Linked DNA regions of Mus musculus: region 1 is linked to region 2. Evidence: chromatin loops called from intact Hi-C (ENCODE). Cell type or tissue: left cerebral cortex. All regions are shown on one strand. Links, peaks and the distances in the headings refer to the core of each region. The heading gives the core; the rest is flanking DNA.

Region 1 (8,081 bases), core at 1,705-6,704, 290 kb before region 2:
ATACTTACAGTCAAACATAGGACTGAGGTCTGAGACCCCTACAGAAGAGTTAGGGGAAAGATTGAAGGAGTTGTAGGATATGGCAACCTCATAGGAAGACCAATAGTGTCAACTTACTTGGATTTCTGGGAGGTCCCAGAGACTAAGCTACCACCCCAAGAGAATACACTGGCTGGTCTAAGGCCCTGGAGCACATATGTAGAAGAGGACTGCCTTGTCTGGCCTCAGTGGGAGAGGATGCACCTATCTTCTGTAGAAACTTGATACCCCAGGGAAGGGGGATGTGGGGAGGAGAGGGAGAATAGGTTAAAGAACTCTGAGAGGGGGAGTAAGGAAGGAGGGATGGCAAAAATATAAAGCATGTAATAATAAAAAAGCATGGCTTCCACCCTCATTAGCTTATTGCCTCTTTAGTACCTAAAACAAGGCAATTTTAACCATTATGTCTCATGAGAATATTTCAAGCCTTTAAAGATTTTTTTCACAAAAATATTCAAGAACATTTGTAAACTGTGAGGAAATATGACAGTCTTCAAGCATATAAACTGTAAAAAGTCCTTAAATGCACAAAAGCACTTCAGCAACAGATAATGTTAACATCCCCTATATTTTAATTTTATAAAACTTCCACATCATTAGAAAATAAACTTTATAAATTGAAGTAATCTGCATATGTATAATATTATCCTTCAGGTTTGAAGTCAGTGGTTAATAGTTTCGTTTATCCACAGAACTTTCAACATCCAAATTATATGAAGAATTTTTATAGCAATTCAAGTTCTAATTTTTATTATGGGATTTATCTATATATTTGTTATTATTAATCTGTAAAAATATTTTTCTGTGCTATAAAATAGGTCTCTCCCAAAGTGATTGTGACAACTGTGATAGTCCTTCAATGATCTAGTGTTAGCTCAGTTGTTCACTCACCAAGAATCCTTACTGTAGAAGATGGGAAGTAGGGGTGAGTTGGTTTATAGCACTACTATGCCTCTGGCTTCAACTTCTTTTCTTCTCCTGTAGCTATTGTAAGTACAATGCTTATTGAGTTATCACATGTCAACCATTGTGCAGAGTTGCAAATGCTTTAATTCCTTTAATCCTCATGATAGCCCTAGGAAAATAGTCTCAATTATCGTTAGTTTATAGATATGGAAATTGTGGCTTAGTGAGCTATGCAGCTTGCCAAGAAATTACACCAATAGAGTGTTGAACAGGGCAAAGAGCCTTCTGACTTTAATCGTCCACACTTATGTAAGACTACTGTTGACAAACCTGATACTAGCTGAGTGAATTCAATCCACTTCTATTATGACTTCTCCAGACTGAATAAAACACACACACACACACACACACACACACACACACACACACACACACGTTGATACCTTGAAACTTTCAGTGTGATCCAAAGACCACTCTTTAAGAATTCAAATTACTGAAATACTGAGGTGGTATAACGATGCACATGTCTGGATATCTATACTGAAAGATAAAAATGAAATTCCAGAGTCCTAGCTTTGACTATGATAGTTACCATGTTAGAAATGCTATGTATGTAGTTATTTCAAAATTATTTCATTCTTTTTTGACACAGTTTATTTATTTATTTTTTTGCCCTATTAAATACACATTTGGCTTATGTGAAAGTTGAATTTTATATGTTGGTCTGGAGGATATTTTGGAATGAGATTGACATCTAAGTCATTGGATTTAGAGTAAAACAGACTGCTATTCATACTCTCAGTGGGACTTTTCCATACATCTTTATGCCTAGATAGAACCAGTTTTCCTTATATATAGGCTGTAGGCTTCACCTATTGTAGAAGCTTTCCTGGGTCTCCTGAATGATGCTCATAATACAGATTCTGGGGTTTCCATATGCTTTAGTTATAGAAACATATTCCTTGTAGAAAATATATTTATACATGTGACTTTTCTGTTTCTCTGTAAAATCACGATCAAAACAATCTCTCTGTTGACTGATTCACATTTCCAAAATGCCTGCCCTCGTTTAAGAATTCCAAATCCCTGCTACTTCTTTCTAAATATTAATGTCTGAGTTCTCAGCTTACTCTGGTCTTTTGTACTTGGCAGAATGTACAGTTGAATAATTATAGCCATTGTCTCTGGGATAATTCAGTTTTCGTGTGACCAGCAGAGTGCCGTTACACAAGCCAAGGCAACCACAGTTATTGGGAGATACAGTCTTGTAGCACCTCTTCCTTAAATATCGTCCGTTATTGATTTAAACATTATTGTATGGAGGATGGTTGTATTTAGACATGTTGTTTTTCTAATTCTCGTGCTGCGAAATTCACTCTTTACTGTTTATTTACTCTGCTGTGGAAATTTAACTTTCGAGTAGAGACAAGATAATAGAATTGTGAAAAGGAATTTTGAAATCAGATCTTCATTCCCATCTATGTTCTATGGCCTGGGACAAATTGGTTGAACCCCTTCACCCTTAGTGGTACGTTCTTTTCTAAAATTTCCCTTTGTGATCCACATATTTGCTCAGTATGAAACTATATATACAACAAACACAAAATCTAAATCCAAGAGGTTTTAACAATGGCCGTGGATTTTCTTTCATTTTCAGTACCATAGAAATCAAGTGAACTTTGATTTTACACTTCTGAGACATTGAATTTGCTGTTGTGTCTGGCTCTTGGAGACCATAGCCACATTGTCTTCTCAAAAGCTGACTTTCCTGAGGGCTGTTATTTATTTATTTATTTATTTTTTGTTTAGATGTGGCAACCCTCACTCCATAAACAACTGAATTAGTTCACATTAACCATCATCTACAGCAAAAGTACACAAAACATAAAGAAATCACCTAAAATAACGTGTCTGAAGCAGCTGCTAAATTAAGTAATGTATTTGTTTTATTGCACATTTGCATAATAGGGCAAACTAGAAATTCTCTGTACCAGATGTGCTGGTGGCAGGGAGCTCTGATTACTGGCTTCTGTTATTAATCACTGCACAAACCTTAAATGATTTGTTTCCACAGTTTGATCAATTTACATCTCACAATGAACATTTATGCACACAATGCGGAGACAAAGCAGCTGTTTGCACCTTTCACAACGCCTTGGTATATTTATGGAAATTGAAGGGAGTGCTGTTAACCAAGGCACAGAGGAGTTTGGCCAAAGGCTTGATGACTTTTAGGAAGATCCCAATTTCCCTCATCAAAGTAGTTAATAAATAGAAAACATTTACCATTCCCAGAACAATTATGTTCTGACCTCTCTTGTTTTGGTTATCTTCTGAAAAACAAATGAAAGTTACAGTGTATGAAATTCACCTTTGCACCATGGATAGCCTTCCTTAAACAAATTACTGCCAGATTTTGAAGAGCTAGAGCATGTCTTGGTCTCACTAAAGAGGTGCTAGTGGTGGATACTTAGACAGCCATCCTCCCTTTTGATTTTACACTTGACATTTCATAACACTTTATCTATGATTTTCATCAGCATTTTAAACAGGTATAATACATCTAAAGATGGCATGGCTGATGAAAAAAGTAAAAGCACATGCAATATAAATATTGTTTCATTAATTTCCAATTAAACATGATAAATGCATTGACTCCACACATAAACATTTCTCCAATAAGTCATAACACTAGATACGTGATTTTTTTCTTCAATTGTGAGCATTGTAGTTATTTTGTATGCTAAGAAGTAATAAAGCCTTTAAAATAAAGTTATCATTTATTTTATCCTATCGATTCCAGGAACTTATTTGCATTGTGAGGATTACCTGATATAATTTCTTACTGAGATGACTTACCATTTGAGTACTAATGTTATTGTTAAATTTTATACATATATATATACATATACACTGTACTTGATTAATTCTGATGTTTTCTGAACGCACAGTAACTGATTAACAGAAAAGAAAAGGCATTGTGAATTATTATTATTTCTCAGATTATACATTTTTGCCTGTATTTGGCCTTGTATTTCTTCATTGTTGAAAGAGAAGAAAAGAAAGCAGAATCATTTTAAATTACTTTCATGATTTTCTAAAACAGGATAAAATTTCAGATAGAGGCTTTTGTTTTTAATACCTTGGAAAAATTAAAATGTGTATATTTTTCTCAGTCACTGAAAGACTGTTGCAGTTGCAAGCCTGCCTTTCCACAGCTCATCCTGGGAGCTAATGAAGCGCTACATATTGGTTTCAAATTCAAAGCATATGTAGTCACTGGGGCATTTTTTCTTTATATAGCACTATTTCAAAAGGAGCCCCAAATGTGGTCATCTTAGAAAATGTAATTTGGTTCAGCACTAAAGAACTTTTTTCTCAGACAACAAAAACCTTCACCTTTGAGTTGCCTATGAGAACATAAAATAGCTGTGAAGTTCCTTCAACTGTGTGTGAAAAATGTCCAGGAGCTGATGAAAATATATTAAAGGACTGATATGTCACGGCCATGAAGGGCATTGGACAAATTTGGATAAATGTGTCCAGATTTCACAGAAGCTGAGCCAGAAGTCCGTTAGGGGAAGATGTAAGAAGATGCTGAGGAGGATATCACAACTGAGACAACAAACTTAACTACATTACACATCAAAAGCCATCTTCAAAGTCATTAATGCTATTGCTGGGACTGCCTGCAAAAGAGCCAGATGTCACTCAGCCACAACTTGGAATCTGATGGTTGCCATTTATAAAAGTGAATCAAGTGAGGACTATATTATGTTGGGGCTGAATGAAACTCTTCCTCCTGACTCCCATTCAGTCCTACCCACACACAGAACAAAACCTCAGACGGATATGCCCTTGAGACTCCTAAGAGCTTATGTATTTTATTAGCCAAGGAAACACTGACCTTACAAGTTTGTTTGGTTTGTTTTTAGCATATTGGGCATTTGTTAAAATCTTTAAGAATGACAGACTTGTCCCTGAACTTTCTAAATTCATATGCTCCAAGAAAAGAAAGATTCAGAGATGTAAACAGATAAGGTACAAGCAGACCCTTCCAGTGCTATGTGAGGGGTATAAGTTTAGAAAAGGCATGTGGGAGTGCAAAGAAGAGCTAGGCTTCCCTTTGGAGACTGGAGACAGGCCACACAGAGGAGGAGATATTAAAGCAGCAAGCATTTGGCATGTGGGTGAAGAAGTAAGGGAGTGGGCACCTCCACAGAAGGAATCTCATGGTGAGAAATGATTATATAATCTCCCATGAAAAGGTCTGTTGTAATGCAGGAATGGTGGAGATGTTTTCCATGGTGAGAGTCTAAAGCTGCAGGCATTCCAGGGACAGATAGAGCTGAGCAAAGATGAAGACAAAGCCTGTTGAACCTTTCATTCTATGCTTTTGAAAAACAGTTAGATTTAAAAGTTATAAAGCCAGGGCAGTAGTCTTGAAACCATGCCACCTTTAACACCATTAACACTTGCCAAATTCAAATTCAAATTCAAACACACACACACACACACACACACACACACACACACACACATTTCTTACTATACTCCTGTGACAAAATCTACCATTTTATAAATGATGAAAAAGAGATTTACAGGTGATACATATCAGGCCCCAGTTCACCCAGTAGGTAGCAAATGGGGTCTTATCATTTTGCCTAGCCTGGCATCTAGCAAGTACCTGGGATTGTCTTGTTTCTAACTCCATAGTGCTGTGACTAGAGGTTATGCTATGTGGTTCTAATTTTTGTAGGGCAAGCATTTTATTCACTGAGCCATTTCCCAGCCCCCAATTGATAAAAACATAATAAGATGATGAGTGTGAATCAACAACTCTTATCCAACATATCTATTGAGATAAGGAAAAACATTCTCTGAATGTTAAAATTGTGACATTTGAAAATGTGTCATTGAGCTTCCATCAACAGGTAGAATTTGCAGAGTTAGAAAGGACAGAACAGCAATAAGCAAAAGGTGTGGGTAAGAGAGCACTTTGTCTAGTCATCAGGATCAATTCTAACATGTAGTGTGTGTGTGTGTGTGTGTGTGTGTGTGTGTGTGTGTGTGAGAAGCCTCCATAGGTATCGTCAGGGAGAAAGAAAAGGAATCATGTGGTCTCAAGATGCATTGATTTCCCAGGGACCTTTTCTCAGCTGGCTAATACCAGTGTAGTTTACAACCACAGGGTTGCTCTGTTAGTCCCTAGAAACCTAAAGCCTTTCAAAACATCCAGGACTCTTCCTTTAACTGTGCCCCAAGGGAGACAACCTAAGGGAGAGGTAAGAGAAACCACATGCACTGGCTTCCACTCTAAGGATATTTTCTAGCACGAGAATAGGCTGAGACTGTAAAAGCTGCTGGACAGACTCAAAGATAGCCAGGCCTCTGCTCTATAAACCCATGTGTGGCAGTCTCTACATGGTCCATCTTTTTATCTCAGCTCCAAACTTTGTCTCTGTACCTCCTTTCAAGGGTGTTTTGTTCCCACTTCTAAGGAGGGGTATAGTGTCCACACTTCAGTCTTCATTTTTCTTGAGTTTCATGTGTTTAGGAAATTGTATCTTATATCTTGGATATCCTATGTTTTGGGCAAATATCCACTTATCAGTGAGTACATATTGTGTGAGTTCCTTTGTGAATGTGTTACCTCACTCAGGATGATGCCCTCCAGGTCCATCCATTTGGCTAGGAATTTCATAAATTCATTCTTTTTAATAGCTGAGTAGTACTCCATTGTGTAGATGTACCACATTTTCTGTATCCATTCCTCTGTTGAGGGGCATCTGGGTTCTTTCCAGCTTCTGGCTATTATAAATAAGGTTGCTATGAACATAGTGGAGCATGTGTCCTTCTTACCAGTTGGGGCATCTTCTGGATGTATGCCCAGGAGAGGTATTGCTGGATCCTTCGGTAGTACTATGTCCAATTTTCTGAGGAACTGCCAGACTGATTTCCAGAGTGGTTGTACAAGCCTGCAATCCCACCAACAATGGAGGAGTGTTCCTCTTTCTCCACATCCACGCCAGCATCTGCTGTCACCAGAATTTTTTATCTTAGCCATTCTGACTGGTGTGAGGTGGAATCTCAGGGTTGTTTTGATTTGCATTTCCCTGATGATTAAGGATGTTGAACATTTTTTCAGGTGCTTCTCTGCCATTCAGTATTTCTCAGGTGAGAATTCTTTGTTCAGTTCTGAGCCCCATTTTAAAATGGGGTTATTTGATTTTCTGAAGTCCACCTTCTTGAGTTCTTTATATATGTTGGATATTAGTCCCCTATCTGATTTAGGATAGGTAAAGATCCTTTCCCAATCTGTTGGTGGTCTTTTTGTCTTATTGACGGTGTCTTTTGCCTTGCAGAAACTTTGGAGTTTCATTAGGTCCCATTTGTCAATTCTAGATCTTACATCACAAGCCATTGCTGTTCTGTTCAGGAATATTTTCCCTGTGCCCATATCTTCAAGGCTTTTCCCCACTTTCTCCTCTATAAGTTTCAGTGTCTCTGGTTTTATGTGAAGTTCCTTGATCCACCTAGATTTGACCTTAGTACAAGGAGATAGAAATGGATCAATTCGCATTCTTCTACGTGATAACCACCAGTTGTGCCAGCACCATTTGTTGAAAATTCGGTCTTTTTTCCACTGAATGGTTTCAGCTCCCTTGTCAAAGATCAAGTGACCATAGGTGTGGGTTCATTCTGGGTCTTCAATTCTATTCCATTGGTCTACTTGTCTGTCGCTATACCAGTACCATGCAGTTTTTATCACAATTGTTCTGTAGTAAAGCTTTAGATCAAGCATGGTGATTCCACCAGAGGTTCTTTTATCCTTGAGAAGAGTTTTTGCTATCCTAGGTTTTTTGTTATTCCAGATGAATTTGCAGATTGCTCTTTCTAATTTGTTGAAGAATTGAGTTGGAATTTTGATGGGGATTGCATTGAATCTGTAGATTGCTTTTGGCAAGATAGCCATTTTTACTATATATTGATCCTGCCAATCCATGAGCATGGGAGATCTTTCCATCTTCTGAGATCTTCTTTAATTTCTTTCTTCAGAGACTTGAAGTTCTTATCATAGAGATCTTTTACTTCCTTAGAGTCATGCCAAGGTATTTTATATTATTTGTGACTAT
Region 2 (8,081 bases), core at 1,701-6,700:
CTTGTTCACAGTAAGATCGTGACAGCGCTGTCTACAGAGAATACTTTATCATGTCCCAGAGAGAATCGCTTTTAAAAAGAAAGAAAGAAAAGACCACCAGGCATGAAACCACTTGAACTGTTTAAAAATAATTACAGAGTCTTTTATCTAAGCAAATGTTTTCAAGTGTCTATTAAATCTTATCATTAGTGGCCTTGATGGTAATGTCACTAAGCTCAAGTTCTGAGTCAGAATAGGCTCATCTTCTAAACAGGCCCTTGTGAGAAATTGTTCTTTCATGACCGATGACTGATAGGATTCAGTGAAGTGGACCATAGCAGGAGTGTTCTTGCCTCATTGTGGCACAATCTGATAGTGTGTGCTATAGGGCTTCCAAAAGCTAGGCTAAGAGATGTCGCTCATTTATATAAAAATAAAAATGGTAATTTTTCATTTTTTAGATGTTCTGAGTGATTGCAAAGCTAAACAACCAAATTTGCATTTGACCTGCAAATGATTATATAAAGAATTGTCTGTGAGATCTGATAACCTTTAGAAGTTAATAGACTTTGAATTATACACAAATAAAAAAATGAAGCCTGCACATGCATTCTGAGAGAAGCACTCCAAGAAAGGAGCTTGAAATAGAGATTTTGATTCTTACATGCTTTATTTCCTGGTCAAAAAGAAGTGAGGAAAATTAGAGTAAGAGAAACATGGAAATAGATGGACATGAGGGAGAAGTTAGACATACTTAAATCTGTGTTTAAACCAATGACTCTTGCTGCTTTCTATTTAATGAGTGGTCCATTTCTATGGGAAAAATATTTTCTAGAAAACTCTCTTGGTGTCTGAAAGAGTTAACACAGATTCTAACCCACCTAGTGACCATACAATAGTGATATTCAGTTGACTGTGACAGAGGATCTGATCTCTGCTCAATTGTAGTGCCAAAGTGGCATTGCTTAAGCTGTCAGGCTCCAAGTACCAGAAGCCCATCACCAAATATTCATTTACTTGTGGTGTGCATCTAATAACTGACAGCTCTGAATCTCATATCATTTTTGGTGGCCTTCCCACTGACATGTTCTTTGATTAAGAAAATAGTCAGCCAGAAAGCTGGTGTGTCCCTAATGTGCCCACCTCAGTTTAACCTCCTTATTATGCTGGAATATTTTCCCTAAATTAGATTTCCTGTCCTCATAGTGGCAGTTTACATGAATTTAATACATTATAAAATGTGCAGTCCCCTTGAGAATCTGTGATAGATTGTGGTATTTGAAACTCATATTTCCATGGGAAATGAAAGCCTAGGCTATGTATGACTAAATATGTTATCAGCTTAGCATTATCTTAAGATAATGGCACTATAAAGATTGTCACCCCTGTCTGCTTCTCAGCACTGGTGTCGTCTCTTTTGTGATTCCAGAACAAAGTGCAGAAAGTGCCACAGCCACTAGCAAAAGCCAGCCAAGATACTCTCCTTTGTTTCATCTCATTGGTCACATAACACACATAAGGAGCCCCTCTACCAAGTATAGTCAAACTAGGAAAACATTACAAGAGATAATTCCCAATTGAATATTGTCATTTTCAATATCTTTAGCCACTTTCCATAGAAAGAACTAAGGAACTAAATGACTTGGTATTTCTTCTGCTTCCTCAGGTATTTCCTATAGTTTTCCAGTGCTTGGAGTCTACTGGAGATAGGAAGGCACTAGAATATCTTGACTACTTCCATTTAAGTTAACTCCTAGTACAGAGCAGAATGGGCAGGTTTCTGAGATATGTATCTGTCTAACAATATTGTCTAGCAAACACTTCAGTGAATGATATTTCTCAAATTATTTCCATCCCTTCATCTATGAATACCTTTGCCTTTTTTCATAAAATAAATTGAATTAATTACTTTAGATCCAAGTCATAGGTACATAGATAGATAGGTAGATAGATAGATAGGTAGATAGATAGATAGGTAGGTAGATAGATAGGTAGATAGATAGATAGATAGATAGATAGATAGATAGATAGATAGATAGATAGAATAATTTTTCTAGATGTAATTGCCATAGAGGCAAAATGGAATTAATTATAGCTGCTACCCGTTTCAAAGGATGTGCTCTGCCCTGAGCACTTTGTTTTTGCATTAGATGTGTACAAAAGCTTATGTCCATACCAGTTAGCTTTCTCTCCCTCAGCTTCTTGCTTGTGCAGCAGATGTAAGTTTTCAGCAGAACCATGCCTGTCTGCTGCCATGTGTCCCCCACCTCACCAAGATGAGAGAGTCATGCTCACTAACCCTCAGAAACATATGCCCCAAATTAAACCCTTAATTTAATAAATTGGCTTGGTCAAGGTGTTTATCGTGGCAGTAGAAAAGTAACTATGACAGAAATCTGGTTTCAGCAAGTCATTGTTTTGTTTTATTTCTTCCTAGACACACAACAGATTGTGTTGATTCTTCTGTCTCAAGTTATACCAGGTTAATATTTTCAGGGGCTAGGGAAGAAAGGGTTTATTTCGCTTAAACGTCCAGATCATAGTCCATCACTGGAGAAAGTCAGGGCAGGAACTCAAGCAGAGATGGAACCTGGAGGCAGGAGCTGAGGCAGATGCCATGAAGGGATGCTGCTTACTGGCTTGCTTCCGTTGGTTTTCCCCAGCTTTCCTTATGGTAGAACCCAGGACTACAAGTCCAGGGATTGCACCACCCATGATGGACTGGGCCTCCCCCATTAATCACTAATTGAGAAAATACCCTATAGCTGGATCTCATGGAAGCATTTCCTCAACTGAGGCTCCTTTCTCTGTGGTGACTCTAGATTGTGTCAAGCTGACACACAAAACCAGCCAATAAAGTTAGTTTTCTTTTCTTTTCCAAAAATATTACTTTATTTACATTCCAAATGTTGTCCTCTTCCCAGACCTGCACCCCCCCCACCCTGAGTTCTTCATTTCATGCTCCTTCCCCTTTGCCTCTGAAAAGGTGTTCCCCCTTAAAGACCCAATCACCCATCCCCACATTACCCTCCCACCCCTTCACCCAGCCCCCTAATACACCTCCCCCTTCCCTTGGGCATTAAGTCTCTACAGGATTTGACACTTTGTCTCCCTCAGTGGCCAGACAAAGCAGTGCTCTGCTGTATATATGCCAGGAGCCATGGTTCGTCTTACAATTTTGTTAAGAGCCACAAGATCAGTCTTTAATATTTTACCTTTTTTAACACCTTTCCTTTTTCTCAGAATAATCTCTGAAAGCAAAACCATGTCTTTTAGAGCAACCTTTCTTCCTAGAGTTCCTGCTTTGATGGTGTCATTTCTCTTTCTCCTCACTACAGCCTTGATGAAGGCATTAAACTCTTTCCTTTTTGTAATCTTGAGGGCCTTGTGCAAGAGGTCTCTAATCCTATATCTCTTTGTCTCAGTTCCTTCAAAGAACCCAAACAAGTAAAAGTTAGTTGATGATTTAAACAGTTTACTTTTATAAAGGCAAGGTTATTTTGATACAGGTCTAATACCTAACATAAACAGTAAATCATTTTCCAATATAAACAAGTCAACTTCATAAGCAATGAAGACATATGACTAAACTTCAGTCATAAACAGATCCAGTAATTTTAGACTTAAGGTTTGAAAAAATATAAGTATATTTAGACTAATTGCCTATCTATTTAAAAAAAACTAGTAATAAACTCAAGTTTATCACACAAAACGGTATCTTTGAAAAAGTCTGTTTTTGTGTTGGTTTGTTCTGTTAACAAAGATGTCTTTATCGAAAATCTGCTTTTCTGGAATTTTTTGCTTCACTTCTCTAAATAATATTTTCTGACTGTGCTCATTATACAGGCAGTGAACTAGATTCTAGGGTTGTTACTGATTATATGAAAACCAGATACCATATGCTACCCAACTACCTATGCCATTCATTGAGTCCTCTGAAAGTGGATTCAGAGAAAGGAGGAGGAGAGCCCTTGATGAAAGGAATTATATACAATACCACATCATGGTAGGGGAAGATGAGCTAGCAGAATGGTTTCCATATGCTCAAAATTGAAAGGCATTACACATTCAAAAGGGTGAGAATGAAGACAAGTGTGGATGTGGGTGGCCATAGCTTGGGTTGGCTGCGAAGCCAGTGGGAAGAAGCAGATGTATAAGCAAGATAAACCTACCCAAGAGTTACAGATGCACCACTAGAATACAATGTATAATGTTGGAATGAAAACAAAATAAATCTCTAAAAATAAGTATAGTTCATGAAAAATAAGCTTTTCCTAACCTCTGTCCCTTTTAGATACAACTTCTTTTCATATTTGCTAGGATTAGATGGACAGAAAAATTCTGTATCTGTGCAATCAGAACCTAGAGAAGTCAGTTGGGTGTAGAATGTACTTTCAGCCACTAGGAAAGGAAGCTACTCAGCACTCCTTTTCCTTTTCCTTTTCCTTGCAGAAATACAGTATTATTTTGCCACCAAGTGGGGTTGGTCTACAGTAAACTGCTATATTTACTCATTGGAAGTTTCATACATGCCTACAGTGATTATTCGTCATATTGATAACCCATTTCCATCCCCCAACTCATCCCAATCCTTGTGTACCCCTCCCAATTTCACAACTTCCTTCTTTGATTATTCTTTATAACCCACTAAGTCCAATTAATGATGTTCACATGCCTATAAGTGTTTAGATGCTCTCTGGATCATGATAAATTTGCCTGAGACCATCTCTAAAGAAAACTGACTCTCCCTCCTCTAGTAGCCATCCTGTCTCAGTAGTCCCTCAGCTTGTTTTGATGGCTTGTTTAACTCTCCCCTTCCATTATGGAATGTTAACTGGCCTGACTGTGTACAACTCTTTTGCAGGTATAACTACAGCTGTTCTGAGTTCATTAGTGTGATCACCCTGCAACATGCACAAGACACTGTTTTGTGCCAGTCCTTTCACTCCGACTATTACCAATTTTCTGCTCCCTCTTTTATGACGTTCCCTGAGCCATGCAGAAAAGCAGTGTAATATTTATGTTTCACTCATGGCTGAGTAGTCCATAGATATTTGTTCTCAGAAATATAGCCAGCCACCACAAAAAGCCACCATAAAACCATGCTTTATGACGAGGGTTGAATGATGTACTAATCTATGAGTATGAAGACAAACATTTAGAAAGCAGATACATATTAAGTAAGCTTAGCAAATTAGTAATAGTACATTTATCCTTAAAATCTAAGAGCTCCCTAGAAACAGGTATCTTGGCCATATTTTCATTACCTGGGGTGAGATTCCTCCTTGTATTTTAAAATAGCCAAAAATTAAAAACATTAAGCTGCCAATCAGCAAGAGTAAATAAAATGTAGTCACATATAACCAAGGAAGAAAAAATAGGAAATTTTGTTTACATGTCTACATGGGATGGTGTCCAATATGTAGTATTTCAAACTGTTCATAAGGCAACATACATTTATGTGGGCTTAAATATAATTAGAAAAACAGTTCATCTCTATAACATCCATGCCCCTATTGTATGCATGTGCCAGGAATTATTATAGCTCCCATCATTCACAGATAGATAACATTATTGTTGACTTTTTTCCTCCAGACGCTACATACCATATTCTTCCACCATGAAAACTAGCTACCATAGAGGAAGCTTTTAGGTCAGTTCTCGCTTGATTTCTCCAAGTTCTGTCATACCATCAAGTTTTGCCAGGTAACCATGAGCAATGGCAATAGTCTGCATTGGATAACTGTCACTTTCATGTGGTTCTTATAAATAAATAGAAAATTACACTCAAATATTTAGAACTGATGCCATTATTTTTAATAAATGCCTTCTTAGAGTTAAAAATTTACAACATAGATATTATACAAACATCAACTGTCATAAAAAACCTATTTGAGTACTGTCTTTCTTTAAATACTATCCCTTTTTAGCTTAGTATATCTATACTTATTCCACATATGATACGATTTCTTACTTTTTTGCCCTGTCTCAAACTCCAAGAAAAAACTTATTCAACTATGAGTATTGTCTTAGTTAGGGTTTTGCTGCTGTGAAGAGACACCATGACCAAAGCGAGTCTTATAAAAAAACAACATTTAATTGGGGCTGGCTTTCAGGTTCAGAGGTTCAGTCCATTATCATCAAGGTGGGAGCATGGCAGTATCCAGGCAGGCATGGTGCAGGAGGAGCTGAGAGTTCTATGTCTTCATCCAAAGGCTGCTAGTGGAAGACTGACTTCCAGGCAACTAGGGTGAGGATCTTATACCCACACCCACAGTGACACACCCACTCCAACCAGGTCACACCTATTCCAACAAGGCTACACCTTCAGATGGTGCCACTTCCTGGTCCAAGGATATACAAACCATCACAAGTATATTTCTGTTATTAATTTATTAATTTTCCTTTGACATGCCCTAATTTCCCTCCACCTACTACCACATCATTTTCATTGATTTCAAGAGTAACACAGATGAATATTTCTTACTTTTCTTTAATTAGTTTTTATCATAACAAATACTTCAATGGCTAGTTTTTTCACTTTAAAATGCAGATTAAAATCTGACCAGCAGCTAAGCAGCTAGGTTGGTAGCATATGCCTTTGATTTCAGCATTCAAGGGGCAGAAGCAAGCAGATCTCTGTGAGTTCCAGGCTAGTAGGGTCTACAGATTCAGTTTGAGGATAGGTAGGTAGGATAGGCTAGGATAGGATAGGTAGGGCTACAAAAAAAGAAATCTTGTCTTGAAACAAAACCACTACCACCACCACCACCACAACAACAACAAAAGAAAAACAACAAAAACTTAAAAACACACACACACACACAAGGGGAAAGAAATCTGATCAACATGTTGGAATGTGATTCCCAGTAAGTGATACTGGTTGGGTCATACAGCAGAGCCATTATGGTTAGTTATTTGCAGGAAAAAAAGGATTATCCCTTCTGGAAATTTTGCCTACTTTTCTCTTCCATATCTTCTGTATTCATAACGTTTCTCTTCCTGTGATACATTAGCATGAACAAAATCAAATTAAGGGAGGGTTGGGTTTATGTATGGCTATAGACCAAGAGTCCATAATGGCTGAAAGCAATGACAATCATGACCAGATGGCAGAAAGGTCATGCTTTATCCACACACAAGAAGCAAAGAGACAGAACAGGAAACTGGGTGAAGCTATAACCTCCCTGTCTTCAGCCTTCCTTCAGGGATACACTTTTCACAAGACTCTATATACTAAAGACTCTAGAATACTTTCCCCCCAAATCATCCCAAACTAAAGACTAAAGGTTCAAATATAAGCCCATGGAGCATCTCTCATTCTGACATCCTCATCTTCATTTTTCTTTCCACTGTAAGTTTATGCACCAGGAGGCTCTCTCCAGATTCATCTCTCTGATCTTGAACTTTCCAGCCTCCAGAACCATAAGTCAGATAAGCTTCTTTTCTTTATATATAGCCCACTCTTAATTATTCTGTTATAGCAACAGAAAAAAGAGTAAGACAAGTACTTCTGTTTTAATGTTAATTATATGCATAAATAAAAATGTACTCCTTATTCTGTATAAATGAATATGTGCTAACCATTTTTAAATTAAAAACAAACCAGTGGAAAGGGTTTTTTTTAAATTATACCAAATGATATAAAATAAAATATTTACCTGTATCACTTTCACCCACATCTCTCTAATGTAAGTTACTATTTAGTAGTTTTGGTTAAGCAGCTCATGACATTTACCAGACACATGAAAATTTATTTCATACTTTCTTCAAGCCTGTACTCTGCTGCTCATTTATGTTTTAGATATTCTATGTTATATTGAAATGTTTATGTCCTTTCATAACCCTACTCCTAAAGATATACTGGTAGGAAAAGGAACTTTTGGAGATGATTAGGCTCTGAAGGCAAAGATGTCAGAAGATGAACCATCACTTCTTCCACCAACATAAGGAAATGGAACTCACAGTGTGTGGTCCAGGAGGCGTGAACAGCCAGACATTGAATCATTCTGCACCTCAAGTTTGTATGTGTCAGCATCTAAGAATCTAAGCAGTGTGTGTGACAATTCTAGACAAGTGAGTTATCACTAGTTATACTCTCA

The links. A loop is a pair of places that touch in the nucleus more often than their neighbours do. Peaks named below come from ENCODE experiments on the same cell type or tissue, not always from the same donor. Only the 100,000 strongest peaks of a DNase experiment are listed, where the experiment ranks them.
Region 1: a loop joins it to region 2, with 4 times the contacts of the local background. A loop is called at or near these places in 2 of 42 quality-filtered maps.

Annotation. Positions count from the first base shown.
Region 1 is chr12:46,035,684-46,043,764 of GRCm38, forward strand. All of the region lies in intron 2 of Gm33811 (a long non-coding RNA gene), which reads left to right. Among named protein-coding and RNA genes, the nearest start is that of Gm24948, 55 kb to the left of the region's middle. In left cerebral cortex, for the core only: no CTCF peak of the experiment used is centred there; DNase peaks (open chromatin) are centred at 4,766 and 5,128; H3K27ac peaks cover 1,281 bases.
Region 2 is chr12:46,329,518-46,337,598 of GRCm38, forward strand. No RefSeq gene overlaps it. Among named protein-coding and RNA genes, the nearest start is that of Gm40416, 130 kb to the left of the region's middle. In left cerebral cortex, for the core only: a CTCF peak has its summit at 4,384; a DNase peak (open chromatin) is centred at 4,045; H3K27ac peaks cover 569 bases.